Linked DNA regions of Homo sapiens: region 2 is linked to region 1. Evidence: chromatin loops called from intact Hi-C (ENCODE). Cell type or tissue: heart right ventricle. All regions are shown on one strand. Links, peaks and the distances in the headings refer to the core of each region. The heading gives the core; the rest is flanking DNA. Region 1 overlaps CNKSR3 (CNKSR family member 3). Region 2 overlaps CNKSR3 (CNKSR family member 3).

Region 1 (2,924 bases), core at 296-2,795:
CATTGGGAGCCGTCGTCAGGTTTCTTGACTTGGACTTCTGACTTACTACTCTCTGGACAGTCTGGAGAGTAGGTGGATTTCAGTTCAGTTATTTTTGTAAGTTTTCAAATTAAGTAATTGGCCAAGTGGGTTCCTTGGATGAGAACTCCTTAGGTCAGGGGAGAGCAGGACCTTCGGAAGGTGCAAACGTCAGCTCTGTTCCCACTCTGCCCTCTCATTCCCATCCCAGTCCTGCAGGACTGTGCAGGCTGACGGGTGTGTCAGGGACCGTCTTGAGCTGCAGAAAATGTCTAGAAAGCTAGGCCAACAGTTCTGAACGTTTTTAACTCTTGTACTTAGTATTCATTTTCTCCATCCCCTTCTTTAGGATTGCTTTGTAGCGGAAATGGAGGATAAAGTTTTAACTGTGGTAAGTATACATTCTAAAAGTTATTGTAAAATTCATTTTCCAAAGGCAGTGGGAATCACATTAAGTAAATGCCCTGTGGCTAATTACTTCAGGAGATACTTTGAAATATTGGCTTTTGGGACATGAGTTTTTAAATTTAGGTGGAAGAGAAAGCATAAAAGTTATTTAACAAGACCAACTACTGTGAAAATTCCTGTGCTTAAATTAACTACATCGAGTCTCTGTTTTATTTTTTTTTCTGAACATTTTATCAGGATACAGTTATATGTATATTGCTAGCTAGCCTGCTAGTCAGGATTGAACTGATGTGCAAATTTCACTTTAGGACCATTTTGATTTAAGAAAAAAATTCTTGGCAAAAACCTTATGATGGAGGGGGGATGTGCTGTAACTGTTTAAGGAGCATTTTGTAACTATTCATCATCACTTCCTCCTTTTGACATACGCCAGCCTGTGCTCTTTTGATAAGGCCTTCCTCCTACTGATGTTGAGGAATTTAGCAATGAAACTGCTATAAATATATTTTCCATAAATAGGGAGGCCAAACAAATTGGAGGAATGTAAAAAGTATCACTTCTTGGATTCTCCCCCTTGGAAAGAAAAATCACTCTTTGGAATTTCCTGATTTCTTTGGTTGTTTAATTTTGAAAGGTTAGATGAGTCTGATTGGGGAAATACCACACGTAGCCACTGTGACTTCTATAAGGAGACCACTTAATAGGGATCCTCTCATTGTCTCTTTAGTTTTACCTTGTCAGTGTTTGGCATTCAAAGAATGTGAGTGATCACTAAAAAGATGATAGACCTAAATGTAAAATGCAAAACTATAAACCATCTAAAAGATAACATAGGGGAAAATTTGGGTGACTGTGTTTTGCAATGAGTTTTCAGATAGAACACCAAAAGCATAATTCATGAAAGAAAAATTGATAAGGTAGACTTCATTAAAATTAAAAACTGCTATGTGAAATGCACTGTTAAGAGAATGAAAAGACAAGCCACAGACTGGGAGGATATATATTTTCAAAACACCTATCAGATAAAGGACTTGTATCCAAAATATACAAAGAACAAGAACAAAATATACAAAAAACAAGAATAAGAAGACAAACAACCCAATTAAAAAGGAGACAAAAGATCTGAACAGGTACTTCACCAAAGAATACATACAAATGGCAAATAAGCCTATGAAGAGATGTTCAATGTCATTTGTATTAGGGAATTGTAAATTAAAACAACAATGAGATACCGCCATATACCTATTATATAGGCTAAAATATGAAACACTGACAACACCAAACGCTGCTGAGGTTGTGGAGCAACAGGAACGCTCGTTAATTGCTGGTGGAAATGCAAAATGGTGCAGGCAGTTTGGAGGACAATTTGGAAGTTTCTTACAAAACTAAACATATTCTTACCATATGATCCAACAGTTGTGCTCCTACATATTTACCCAAAGGAGTTGAAAATTTACATCAAAAAATGTGCACAGGATGTTTATAGCAGATTTACTCAAAATTGCCAAAAAAGTTGGAAGCAACCTTAATGTCTCTCAATAGATGAATGGATAAACAAACTGTTGTACATCTATAAAATAGAATATTATTCAGCAATAAAAAAGAAATAAGCTATCAAGTCATGAAAAGATATGGAGGAAACTTACAAGTATGTTGTTAATTGAAATAAGGCAGTCTGAAAAGACTACATGCTGCATAATTCTGACTATTTGACTTTCTAGAAAATCAAAACCACAGAGACAGTAAAAAGATCTATGTTTGCCAGGGGTTCATGGTGAGGGATGGGGTGGTGGATAATTAGGTTGCATACAGGGGATATTTAGGACACTGAAACTATCCTATATGATACTGTAATGAAGGATACGTGACATTAGGCATTTGTCAGAACTCATAGAATGTACACCACAAAAAGTGAACCCTAATATAAATTATAGATGTTAGTTGATAATAGTGTCTCAATATTAGTTCATAATTTGTTTTTGGTGGCTTTTTTTTTTTTTTTTTTTTTGACAGAGTCTCGCTCTGTTACCCAGGCTAGAGTGCAGTGGTGCGACTCGGCTTACTGCAACCTCTGCCTCTGAGGTTCAAGCAATTCTGCAGCCTCAGCCTCCCGAGTAGCTGGGGTTACAGGCACACGCCACCATGCCCGTCTAATTTTTGTATTTTTAGTAGAGATGGAGTTTTGCCATATTGGTCAGGCTGGTCTTGAACTCCTGACTTCAGGTGATCCCCCTACCTCAGCCTCCCAAAGTGCTGGGATTACAGGCATGAGCCACTGTGCCCGTCCTAGTTTGTCATTTATAACAAATGCACCACACCTAGTACAAGATGTTAATAATAGAGGAAACTGGGAATGGAGGCTGGTGGTGGAGGGGATATATGGGAACTCAATGTACTTTTTGTTCAATTTTTTTTTTTTATAAACGTGAAACAGCTTAAAAAAGTAAAGTCCATTGAAAAAATGGCTTAGTCTCAAAACAATTTTTTTTTTTTTTTAC
Region 2 (2,924 bases), core at 337-2,836, 65 kb before region 1:
TGTAAGTGTCCTTTCTGCAGAATAGGGAGGGAAGAGTTAAAGCTGGTATCCCCTCGGGCTCTTAGCCACCTGTTAAACCCCAGGCCCAGGGCATCCTTCCGTCCTGTCCCTGTGAGTGCTCAGCCCAGGAACACACAGAAGGGGCATGTTTCATGGGTCCGAAAGGACCTGTTTAGCTTTCATGTGGAATTTCCAGACCTGACTCGAATAGGGGAGCAGAATGTAACCCCCTCCCCTCCATTGCGAGAAAATAGTTGAGCTTCCTCACTTAGCACTCAGGTTTTGGCTTTGAACAAAGCATGGAGATGAGAAGTGAGGGAAAGAAAAATCAGAAAAGAGCAATACTGAGTCACAAACATGTTGCATTTCAAAGCAAAAAGCTCTTTTGTCTTAGTAGGTGGGCGTTGTGAACGTTGAATCAGTGTAGATGGAATTTGAACCTGTACTTTTGGCAAAACCCATGAGAGTCCAGAATAAAAAAGACACTGCAGAAGTGAACACCAAAGACCAGGAATGGCCCTGAGACTTGTAACAGGAATCACACTGAGACTTGTAACAGGAATTGCAAACACGGTTGCCTATAGGGGCCAGGAGGCAATGTCAGAAGTTGCAGTGTGGGGGCGTGACAGTAGGGAGTGGTGGAGACTGTGGCAAACCCAAAGCCATGTGTTGTCTGGTTTCTGCTGATTGTGGATGTGAAGTTTCCAGAGCTTCTGATTTTTGTCATTTTTTTGTTCTTGTCAAATGAAGCTGTAAATCTGGGTTTCTATGTGACATTTCCCAGTGTTCACAAAATTGTCTATAGCTTTTTTTTTTTTGACGTAGACCAAACAAAACATATCTATGGACCAGTTTGCAATTTCCTCTGTGGACAGCCATGGTCAGGTGTTAATTGTCCAGTGAGAAGCGCACCTGTAAGATGTGAATAAAATTGGCTGCATAGTAATTAATCAGCTATTCAGTAAACTTTTTTAATGTATAATTTGTTTTTCCTATTTACCTAATTCCGTTATTCCTAAAATTGCAACATGTAATTCCATGCAGGTATTATTTAGCCAGAAACACTCATGCCCTGATGTATTCAGCAAACCACTGAATAGTTACTCTTCAGGGTAAAAACAGGAATTCGGCTTCTCTTGGTTGAGTTTACCTCCCCATAGTGGCTATATAATATTGGCCTCTGATGGGAGCTGTTTGTGTTTGCACAGAAAGTTTTCACATATCACCTAAAATAGGGAGTGTGCCCCCATCTCTGTGCTGGTTAGTGGGGTCCTACGTAAATTAGTAAGTTATCTGTTGACTCAAGGTTCTTTCCATCTTCAAGGTGCTCTGCATCGGGAAATGAAGCAAACAAGAAACACCAGCTTCAGTTCTTAATCCAGAATGGCACTCACCCCAAAACACAATTCACAAAACTTCTTAAACACAGGAGAATATTGTAGTCTTTCAGTTTGCGTTGTAAGTATACAGGCTATAGAGATACATAAGTGTATATACACACATATACAGATAAACATACCATACATATTTATTGTGAATGACATTTTGATAAACCTTCATTAGATTTTTATTTCAACCATTAGCTCCCTTTCTAAAAGCTAAAACCAAAAAAGTACAAATTTCCTTTTTTGTACCAATTACTCTGCTTTATGCTAGGGACAGCCAGGTGAGTTAGGTGTAAATGAAATCCGTGTCCGGAAGCTGGCAATTTAGTAGGGAGGCAGCAGTGAGCAGCTGACATGTATAGCATTTCTCTCTCTCTCTCTCTTTCTCTCGTTTTTGAGACAGGGTCTTCCTCTGTCACCCAGGCTGGAGTGCAGTGGCATATTCAGGGCTCACTGCAGCTTTGACCTCCGGGGCTCAAGAGATCCTCCTGCCTCAGCCTCCTAAGTAGCAGGAACCACAGGCATGCATCACCACACCTGGCTAATTTTTTTTTTTTGAACTTTAGTAGAAACGAGGTCTCATTATGTTTCCGTTTCCCAGGCTGGTTTCAAATTCCTGAGCTCAAAACGATCCTCCTGCCTCAGCCTCCCAAAGTGCCGGGATTGCAGGAGTGAGCCACCGCGCCTGGCCTTTATCACGATTCTTTAAGGGCCAGGCTCTTGCTAAGGCTTCCCATGCATTATCTCATTTCGCCTTCACAATGCTTATTTGATATCGGGTGCTTTTATCATCTTCATCTTAGAGTTAAGGAAACCAAACCCTGATGTGTCTGAGCTTGCGTAGATAGCAAATAGGGTTTGAATCAAGAGGCATTAGAGCCTGACGTCTCCCCTAGAGGCACTTAGGTGGGTAAGTTTGGCCTGATAAAAGGTTTTGAGGATGAGGGAAAAACATTTACATCATTAGCATTATGAATCGCATTGATCTACTTAATTTTAACCTGTAATCTTACCACTCAAAATTCTAGAGAATAGTGTATCTACTTCTTTTCTCTTTTTAATATATGATTGGGCTCTTGTAAATGGGACAAGGTGGATTTTAAAATATATTTAATGGGGACTATTTGACCTTTGGGTAGTCCCTTCATGTTTTTAGGTTCTAATGCTCTCATACATTAAAATTCTGAGATGATATGACTGTATATTTAAAAAAGACAAGAAGGAAATACATCAAAATGCCCACATTGGTTATCTATAGAGGATAGAATGAAAGATGGCTTTATTCTCTTGTTTGCTCTTATTAAAGCAATCAGATGGTGCTTCTCCTGTACTCAGAGCCCTGGCTGCTTCCTGCCTGGCCTCTCCTGCGGGCTGCTGTGGAACCAGAAAAGCCTTAAACGGAAATGTGGGAGAGAAGGTTGGATTCACTTTCATGTCTTTCCAGGGTTGTGACCCCTCAAGTCCTGGTTGCCTTTGCTGTTCTCTATTACCTTCAAACAGCCAGCTCGTCTTTATTTCTTTTTTAGTTTTGTCGGGGTT

Evidence for each region. Hi-C counts contacts between places; a loop is a spot of excess contacts. Peaks named below come from ENCODE experiments on the same cell type or tissue, not always from the same donor. Only the 100,000 strongest peaks of a DNase experiment are listed, where the experiment ranks them.
Region 2: a loop joins it to region 1, with 2.5 times the contacts of the local background. A loop is called at or near these places in 16 of 110 quality-filtered maps.

The regions. Positions count from the first base shown.
Region 1 is chr6:154,430,951-154,433,874 of GRCh38, reverse strand. It overlaps CNKSR3 (CNKSR family member 3), which reads left to right. Exons shown (of 13, transcript NM_173515.4): 5 at 368-409. Among named protein-coding and RNA genes, the nearest start is that of IPCEF1, 76 kb to the right of the region's middle. In heart right ventricle, for the core only: no CTCF peak of the experiment used is centred there; no DNase peak of the experiment used is centred there; H3K27ac peaks cover 1,353 bases.
Region 2 is chr6:154,496,248-154,499,171 of GRCh38, reverse strand. The region is part of intron 1 of CNKSR3 (CNKSR family member 3); the gene reads left to right. Among named protein-coding and RNA genes, the nearest start is that of CNKSR3, 13 kb to the left of the region's middle. In heart right ventricle, for the core only: no CTCF peak of the experiment used is centred there; no DNase peak of the experiment used is centred there.